Regions from separate parts of the Homo sapiens genome. Here region 1 is linked to region 2. The links are chromatin loops, found by intact Hi-C in ENCODE. Cell type or tissue: gastrocnemius medialis. All regions are shown on one strand. Each heading gives the region's core, and the rest is flanking DNA. Links, peaks and the distances in the headings are about the cores only. Region 1 holds the start of LOC124904517 (a long non-coding RNA gene). Region 2 overlaps LINC01705 (long intergenic non-protein coding RNA 1705).

Region 1 (4,399 bases), core at 198-4,197, 190 kb after region 2:
CTGAACTTGTGTAGCAACAAAGTGTGTTTATAAGTTATCAGCCATGCAATAAATGTCCCACTCATTCACACTGGCCAGGGTTTTGAAGGTTTGAATGCCACTTGCCTTGATACGGGGCTCAAAGTGCTTGATACATTTATCTTCAGTGCCTTCTTGAAATATGTTTCTTCTTGTTTTCTTTCTGTGGGCATTCTAATCATGGCCTAAAGTCATTTACTTGCTTCTCTGTTCTATAAATCCCAAGTAAGCTTTACTTCAGCAAGTATGTAAAACAGTTCGCTAACATACTGAGGTTTATTCATCTATTTCTTAATAGTGTATTCATTAGAATAGACCAAAGCTAAACAGAAAGAAGAGTAGACAGTGCTGAGTAGGCAATGCCTGCTTGTGTTTCTGTGACTTTAACATGACTATATGTTAGAGACATTGTTGGGATGTATCATTAGGGCTAGACATAAGAAAGTTGTTAAGTAAAGACTAGTCAGAATGAAACATGTCAGAATTTTTCACTCTTTATGCACTTAAGTATGGTTGTTAGAATGACTTATTTCTGATAATAAATTGTTTTTCGCCAGTAGAAGCCATTGACGTTGGGGGCATCAAAATGTGTGTTTGAAATTGAACATTAACAGCACCTAGTCCTTATGATCAAGTTAAACTTTTGGGGATGTGAAATGTATAATGTAGTAGAAAGTTTGGAGAAATATTTTGAGTCTAGGCTCTCCCATTTGCAATTTCTGTGACAATTTACTTCAATTAATTATGTCCTAGCTTCTTCATCTAGGAAATGATGAGTTTGGAAAAGATTGGTGATTTCCATAGAAAAATATCTGTGAAGCCCTGGAGCTCACATTGGGCAAAGTTCTGGTCCCTCCCTATGGGTCTCAATAAGTAGAAAGGGACCTACTTTTATCTGTCTGGCATACTGGCTTTCAAATTCATTTTTTGTAAAGTATCTGCTAAGTTGTATTGAAGTACCACTGGACTAGATGATCACATTGTCACTCTGAGTTCTCACCTTCTTCAGAACTAAACTTTCACTCTAGAATGTTTAAGATTGTGAGACTCTTGGTTTGCTCCCTATATGCACCCTGAGAGAAGGCAGATTCATCCTTCCCTGGGTGCAGCTCCATCAAGGTCAGCTTGGGCATACTGGATGGTCTGGTCGCTGGAAGCCTTGAAGCTTAGCTTTCTGGTTGCTACCCTTGGTTCCTATATATCATGGTCAGGACCTAAAAACAGTCCTCAGGGGCTGAGTAACTTCAGCCTAATGCATGTGCACAAATGGCAGCAGAGTGGGCAACCACTGAGTTGTCTAGGAACCAAAGAAGCTGGAGGACCCATAGCCCTCCCCTCTCCCAGAAGGTAGCATCATTTACTTAGATACCAGTTCTAACGATACCACCTCCCTCCCTGGAAGGGAGGAAGAAGGCAGAGCTATCTGAAAGCCCAGCATTTGCCCACGGCTAAACATTCATTAAAGAGGCTGTATAAATGATTAGATGCAACTAGGCTTGAAATTGGTGGGGCTCTAAATTATTCCCCCACTCCAATCAGTCAGTGAACCCTCAGGAAAGAACCCATCATTTTTACAGACAAAACAAAGAGTGTGTCTCCTGTGTGTGCACATTTGAGTCATGTTGAGAATTAAATTTGTGAGCTCACTGTATTTAGAAACTGTTAGAGCATTTTGCTGACGACCATCTATTCTCTGGAGTTTGAAGGACTCCTTTGAGTTGTTCAGGCCTATGCTTCCTGTGTGTCTTCACCTCCATAGCAGAAAGCACTTTCTCTTGCTTTTTCCCACTCTAGGAGTGAGATTGATTTTCAGCATGTATGTTTTATTTGGGCCCCTAAAGGGTAACATTACCCGAGAGGCTCCTTTTGCATGGATGTCGTTGTGCCTCCCTTACGCATGTGTATTGGCTGCATGGGGGATTTGCTCACTCTGGCCTGTGAACAAGACAGCAATGGGTCATTCTCCTCCAAGCAACAGCACAAACTAGACTGAGCATGACGGGTCATTCTCCTTCTTTGGGAACTGGATGTCCTGCCAAGAGCGGAAGAGAGCTCCCCACACACAGGTATCCCACCACACTGTGCCTGGCTCCCTGCCCCCTCCCCTCACCTCTTCCCAAGAACATGTCCACAGTTACCTTGGTGCCAGCAGGGGCCTTGTTCTTCGACACAGCCACGGCGTTCCTCACAGGTTAATGCGATTGTAAACATTGAGTCACTGCCAGAGAGCTTAAATGCTGAAGGAACAGCGAGTGGTGAAAAGATGACCTCACAGCCTGTGGCTGCCAAGTGGAGGCATCAGACATTGCTTCTGGCAGGCAACACGGCAGAGACAAACGGTATAGAGGGGCTTTTGAACAATGATCTCCCCAAGAAAGAGCCACCCTCTCCTGTGTGCCCCAAATGGTTAGGCTGCAGGTGGTGGTCATCATGAAAGCCACAAGGGCCAGATCTCCACCCCAGGCAGGATGACTGCAGGGAGAACTGAATCCCCTCCTTGTCCCCTCTGAGTGTTTATACTTGGAGAGAAATTGCATTTGCTAAGTTGTGTTGCATTGGTGGGTGAGGGTGGGCAGGGAGCAAACTTTTGTAAAATGTACTCAGGGATTTCTTTGAAGTATCCTAAAGGACTGCCTTTAAAAAGATGCATGTGGTAAAACTAAATAAATAAATAAATAAAGAGGTAGTAAAAGATCTTGTCATGGAGTTTGCCTACTACCAGAGGAAGATAAAGCTTAGTGGTGATGTCTCTATTATTGTCTGTACAATTACAAAGCGATTACATTACACACTAGGTGCTCAACCTGTGTTATGATGAGTAGAGGGCAGTAGACAGAAAGGCGAGACAGGGAGTACAAAGGGATTTTTGCCTTCAAGGTGCTCAGAATCTATAATAGTTCCAGAGAAGTAACTAGCTCATAAACAACCAAGTAACATGGTACGGTTCTCATTATCACACAGGCTGAAAACCCAGGAAGTGTTCAAAAAGGATGTGGAGGGATAAGAGCTGGATTTCAAAGAATGGCTGGATGTATGTGTGTGTACATATGTACATGTGTGTACGTGTGTGTCTGTCTGTGTATGCATGGTGTGTAATGCTTTCAGTGTGAACATGGTTAGCTACTTAGGATTGCTGGGGACACTGGCTCTGACCGGCTACAATCTAGCATAAGTGGAAGAAAGTATAATAAACCAAATGTCATAAACAAAGTATAATTTAAAAGCTCTGTTTTTCAAATAAAGTTCTCCAATCAAAGTTTTGAAAGCAGAAATACTTTCTTCCCATAACCTCTAAGTGCTTTGTTTTTATTATTATACTTACCTGGTTTATGATGAAGGGAAGATTTCTGCATTTGGGTCATGTCTTACATATTAGTAACTATAGCTTGGGCTTTTTTTTCCTGCAACCGGACTTAGAAAAAAATAAACAGGGGGAAAATATATACATCTGCTGGTTGGGAGGTTTTTCTCTTTCTTCTCCTTCTTCCTGAGCCCCAGGCTTCTCTCTCTACTCTCTCTTCCTCTGGAGGAGTTAGTGTGCAATTTAAAAAATCATCTGAACTACCTTCCTTTCTTCATTGGCTGGCTTTTCTTCCAGTGTCTCTGATCGCCCTGCCTTTCAGGCCCCAGGCCCCTCCAAGCTGCATGGCTGGGGGTTCCTGGAGTGCTCTACAGCCCAGGATCTATGCACAGTCTTTGTACTTACGCGGAAAAAAAGAAAAAGAATTGAGACCCACTGTCTTATGAGGTAGATGTGGTTAGGGATGGAGATGGGCAGAATCAAGGACCATGCTTTGTGTGTGTGTGTGTGTGTGTGTGTGTGTGTGTGTGTAAATCTCCATTTCCTTTTCTCCCTCATCTCAAATCCAGAATTATTTCTTGCCCTTACTGAACCATATAATCCTAATTTTACAATAAAACTATTTGCCTTAAATAGTTGTCTCTTACTCTAGACTTAATCCCATCCCCAAAGTAGGGGAAAGTAGGGAAAATTGCTTTTCCTGCATAATTTGTAACTAGGAGCACACACACACACACACACACACACACACACACACACTTTTTCAGATGTTTTAATACAGTGAATGCCACTGCCTATTGAGAATTCAGGGAATTTTTTTTATATATCAGTCTAAAAGTAAAGTATTTTATTGGGTGATGAACTTAATTCTTAGGTCCAGCTTCCTTTATTCTCATTACCCTGTTCACTATCTCTTTCTCACTTTTTCCAGAATCATTGACATTGCAAGGAAGTAATGATATGTGGAACCCCCCAAAGAGCATACTCTTTTTTTTTTTTTTTTTTTTTGAGACAGAGTCTTGCTCTGTCACCCAGGCTGGAGTGCAGTGGTGTGATCTCGGCTCACTGCAAGCTCCACCT
Region 2 (4,399 bases), core at 326-4,325:
AGCCCCCTTCTAGAATAGGCACTGGAATTTGAGAGATTACAGAAATGAGCTTGGGACCTTTAGACTTTTCACCAGATGGAAAATTTGCAAACATGTTTTTCTCTATAACCAGGTTGAGTGATCACACTGTCATTACTAGACTGCCAACTTCATCAAAATATTAATAATTGTCTTAAAAAGCTGATGAAACCAGAATAGTCTGAAAATAGGGATGGAAGATGATTCTCATGGAAAAGAGAAGGCTGAGTGGTCTGAGTGGTTACAATGTGAGCTCCAGTCTTAGAGAGTCCAGGAACTAGAGAGAGACACGGAATGTACACTGATGGAATCGAGAAAATGTCGCAAGTGAATGCAAAGACTAACCCAGAGAGGTTACTTGAGGACCTGCCTTTTCTCCCATAATATGTGCTATGATTCAGTCAAACTAAGCCACAAGATATTCCTTTAATTATCCTGTGCATTCCTCTCTTTGCTCAAATGTTCCCTTTTCCAGGAATAAAATTCCCACAGTACCATTAACCTCCAACATTTCTTGAGGAATTTCTTTGTGACAATGTACTGAAGGCTTGTGCGTCACATCAACTATCTCATTTAATCCTCGTAACCACGTTATGAAGTAGGTGTTAACATGAGCTCTGTCTTGCAGCTGCAGAAATTATGACGTAAAAGCTTAAGTAACTTGCCCAAGGTTAGGTTGGTAATAAGAGGCAGAGCTGGGGTTCCATCTTAGGCAGCCTATTCCTAGATGGTACATCTTTAACATCTATGTGCACCAGTAGAGAGAATGCTGCTGTTCTAAGGATCCTTGAAGGACCAGCTTGAATTCATGAGACTTTCTTCCCCCAGGATAAAGCGCTCCCTTGTTGGTGTCCCCACAGTCCAGGCTGGTGCTGATGCCGTCCTGCCGTCCTGCATCAGAGCCACTCATGCCCGTGTGCGCACTCTTTGTCGGGGTCTGACACCGTTGCATCGTATATCACCTGTGTTGTCATGGTCAGTGCTCAACAAATGCCCCTACTGATTCAAGTATATGAGCAAGTCAAATAAAAAAATAATATGGCCGGGCGCGGTGGCTCAAGCCTGTAATTCCAGCACTTTGTTAGGCCGAGGCGGGCGGATCACAAGGTCAGGAGATTGAGACCTTCCTGGCTAACACGGTGAAACCCTGTCTCTACTAAAAATACAAAAAATTAGCCGGACATGTTGGCGGGCGCCTGTAGTCCCGGTTACTTGGGAGGCTGAGGCAGGAGAATGGCCTGAACCCAGGAGGCAGAGCTTGCAGTGAGCTGAGATCGTGCCACTGCACTCCAGCCTGAGCGACAGAGTGAGACTCCATCTCAAAATAAATAAATAAATAAATAAATAATGTAATAATTTATTAGGCCTCTGCTGTAATAATTTATTAGGCTTCTGCATAAATTATTGCATTTTATCCATACAACATTTATGATTCTTATTTTTCAATGAGGAACCAGACTTAGGAAGATTAATAACTTGCCTGAAGTCACAGAGGTAGAGGGGCAGCGTAAAGATTCAGTTGCCAATTTGTCAGATTCCAAAGCTCTTTTACTGCACCATCTCGCCTTCCAAGCGTGGGAGAGTGGGGAGGGAATTATGTGTCAGTGTTGGGTGAGAATGGCTTGGTAGAACTTGGAGGTGAGCTTCTCATGAACAGGGCTTCCTGGGACCTCTTATCCTGTCTTACATGAGTCACCCCAAATTATTAGAAATCAAAGCATCAGTTGAGGAAAACCACACCAGCCCCCAGAAAGCTAATTGAGCCCCGTAGTCTCAAAGCAAGTCTAGTCACTGCTCTTGAAAAATGCAATTTAGCCATTCCTCCTTACTCCTTACAGCTGATCTCAAACACATGAAATATCATATGTAATTAGAGTCCATGAACATTCGTGTCACTTTGCACAATTAAAACTGTGTTCTGCTATTCCTGGGAAACATATTTTTAGTTTAAGCTGGGGTGTAATGAGATCTCTAAAAATAACACCGTGAAAGGTGAGGCTAAGTGTAGGGGTTGAGTTCACCCCAGTGCCGAGGCTATAAAACATTATTCATGGTCCATTTAAAGCTCTTGAGCCCTGGGCCAACTTTTTTGCTCAGACAGAAGTTTGGTTCATCCTATTTGGACCCAACTCACTTTCCATTGAAATGGCGGTGGCCTGAGTGAGAGGGACTTAGACTAGGCCATTAGAGGAATTTTACAGCAGCTGAGGCAGCTCAGGGCCACTTTCTCTCCGAGGGGCTCTGGTTACACTCAGGCTGAAAGGCTTGGATATCGAGTGTTGAGACCACCCCACAGCTCGCCAGCTTGCTGCCCTCTGGCATGATGGCTCCTTTCAGAATCAAGCTCCCCAGGTTTTGGCAAGCCTATGGCTACAGAAATAACAAATGATCTCCCAGCTTGGCAGTGGGAGGGTTCTGGCATGCCTGTAACCTCAGACACAGAATATGGCACCCAATAGCGTGCGGAAATGGTGATACAAGGCTCGTAACAGATGTGAGAAACTTCAAGATTTCAATAATTCAGGGCTTTGGAGGGGATATGATTTTCTTGGACAGAAAAGTGCCGTATTAAATGCACCACCCACAGTACTTTAAACGCACATACACACTCTCACACCACATGGAACACATCCGCGTGTGTGCCCATTGCCAGGGCTTCTGCTCCCTTGCTTAAGGTAGACCTGACATCAGCAGCAGATGGTCATTATCAAGTTTCTTATCTCATCCTTGTTGCCCCAAAACATAATTTCTCCTGCCCTTGGGGCTGTGCTAATGAGGCTGATGTTACAGGCTGGATTCTGTGGATACTCTAGTTGATTTCACTCTCTTTCCTGATCATGAATGTTGTTTGCTTCCTTGTTCTTCTGGTTCATCTGTTTATTTACATTCAGCTTCCACCAAATACAGATTTGGGGTGAGGTCAGAGATTCCATTCTATTTGCTGATTTATAAATTAATTTCTTTCTTTCGTTCTTTCTTTCTTTCTTTCTTTCTTTCTTTCTTTCTTTCTTTCTTTCTCTCTCTCTCTTTCTTTCTTCTTTCTTTCGTGTGTGTGTGTGTGTGTGTGTGTGTTTGTTAGCTTGTTTTTGATACAGGGTCTCACTCTGTCACCCAGGCTGGAGTGCAGTGGTGCAAACATGGCTCACTGCAGCTTCTGCCTCCTGGGCTCAAGCAACCCTCCTATCTCAGTCTCCTGAGTAGCTAGGACTACAGGTACATGCCACTATGCCTTGCTAATTTTTGTCTTTGTTGTTGTTGTTGTTGTTGTTTTGCCATGTTGCCCAGGCTGGTCTCGAACTCCTGGGCTCAAGCAATCCACCCACCTTGGCCTCCCACAGTGCTGGCCTTACAGGCGTGAGCCACTGTGCCTGGCCACAAATATCATCTTTCTTTAAGTGTAAACATGGTCCAGTACAAGCTAGTCCACTACAGGGAGAAGTGCCCAGACCCAAGTCTTTGTCGTTGATGCTAGCAGGGTTATTTTGGGGAGGTTAGCAGCAGAGACTGAACTAATCCTAATTCTGTGTATGCAGTCTCAGGCCAAAGGACAATACTGAGGACAGACTCTGTGACCTTTGTCATGCACAGGGCACGTGACCACACTTACAGTGCCTTGTTCAGAGGCAGGCAAGAGCCATTTTAAATTTTTGTTGTAACTTGAGTAAATGTAAAAAATTATTGTTATCATTATTATTTTGCTGTGCTAAGAGAATTGGGTAGTCCTTCTTGGAACTGAAGTGACCGACCACATATTTGGAAATGTGTGACTATTTGCTTCATCTTTCATTCCTAGGCTAAAATAGACTGTCTTCCCTTCCCTACCTAATTAGAGAAGTCATTCCCTAGTCACTGAATCCTTGACTTTAAAGGCAGCAGAGCATTTTTAGATGATCAAGTACATCTTCACCAATTTTATAATTGAGATCAAAACCCTGGTTGGAGAAATGACTTACTCAACATCTCCTGAGATTCAGTTCAGATTTGGAGATACTTAAAGACACAAGTTAACATTTCTTGAACCTTTCCTTTCAATTCCATCAAATAAGACCTGCCCTATATAGACTTTCAGTAGTTTATCTCTAGTGGTTTTTTTTTTTTTGTACCCCTTTCCTCCCTGGACAGCTCACTGAGTATACTCTACTCTCTTTCTTTCTCAACAGGCCCTTATCTAAAACAGTTATTAGGAAAGGACCAGACAAATGTACTCACATTCTGGCACAAATGACTGATCATAGTTGCTTCCTAATTTGTGTGTCTCATGGGGATTAGATTGTACTGAAAAGTGTTAAAATCTAGTGACAGAATTCACGGCAGCCTCAGGCCAATGGTAGGCATTTTGGGGAGGCGGTGGCTAAAATTACACCATGGCTTGGAAATTAGA

Evidence for each region. A loop is a pair of places that touch in the nucleus more often than their neighbours do. Peaks named below come from ENCODE experiments on the same cell type or tissue, not always from the same donor. Only the 100,000 strongest peaks of a DNase experiment are listed, where the experiment ranks them.
Region 1: a loop joins it to region 2, with 3 times the contacts of the local background. A loop is called at or near these places in 1 of 110 quality-filtered maps.

Annotation. Positions count from the first base shown.
Region 1 is chr1:221,843,898-221,848,296 of GRCh38, reverse strand. LOC124904517 (a long non-coding RNA gene) reads right to left here and starts at 2,368. Exons shown (of 3, transcript XR_007066885.1): 1 at 2,157-2,368. In gastrocnemius medialis, for the core only: no CTCF peak of the experiment used is centred there; a DNase peak (open chromatin) is centred at 2,156; H3K27ac peaks cover 1,680 bases.
Region 2 is chr1:222,038,370-222,042,768 of GRCh38, reverse strand. LINC01705 (long intergenic non-protein coding RNA 1705) reads left to right here. Exons shown (of 3, transcript XR_001738485.2): 3 at 847-1,065. Among named protein-coding and RNA genes, the nearest start is that of LINC01705, 19 kb to the left of the region's middle. In gastrocnemius medialis, for the core only: no CTCF peak of the experiment used is centred there; DNase peaks (open chromatin) are centred at 2,108, 2,398 and 3,518; H3K4me3 peaks cover 720 bases; H3K27ac peaks cover 3,790 bases.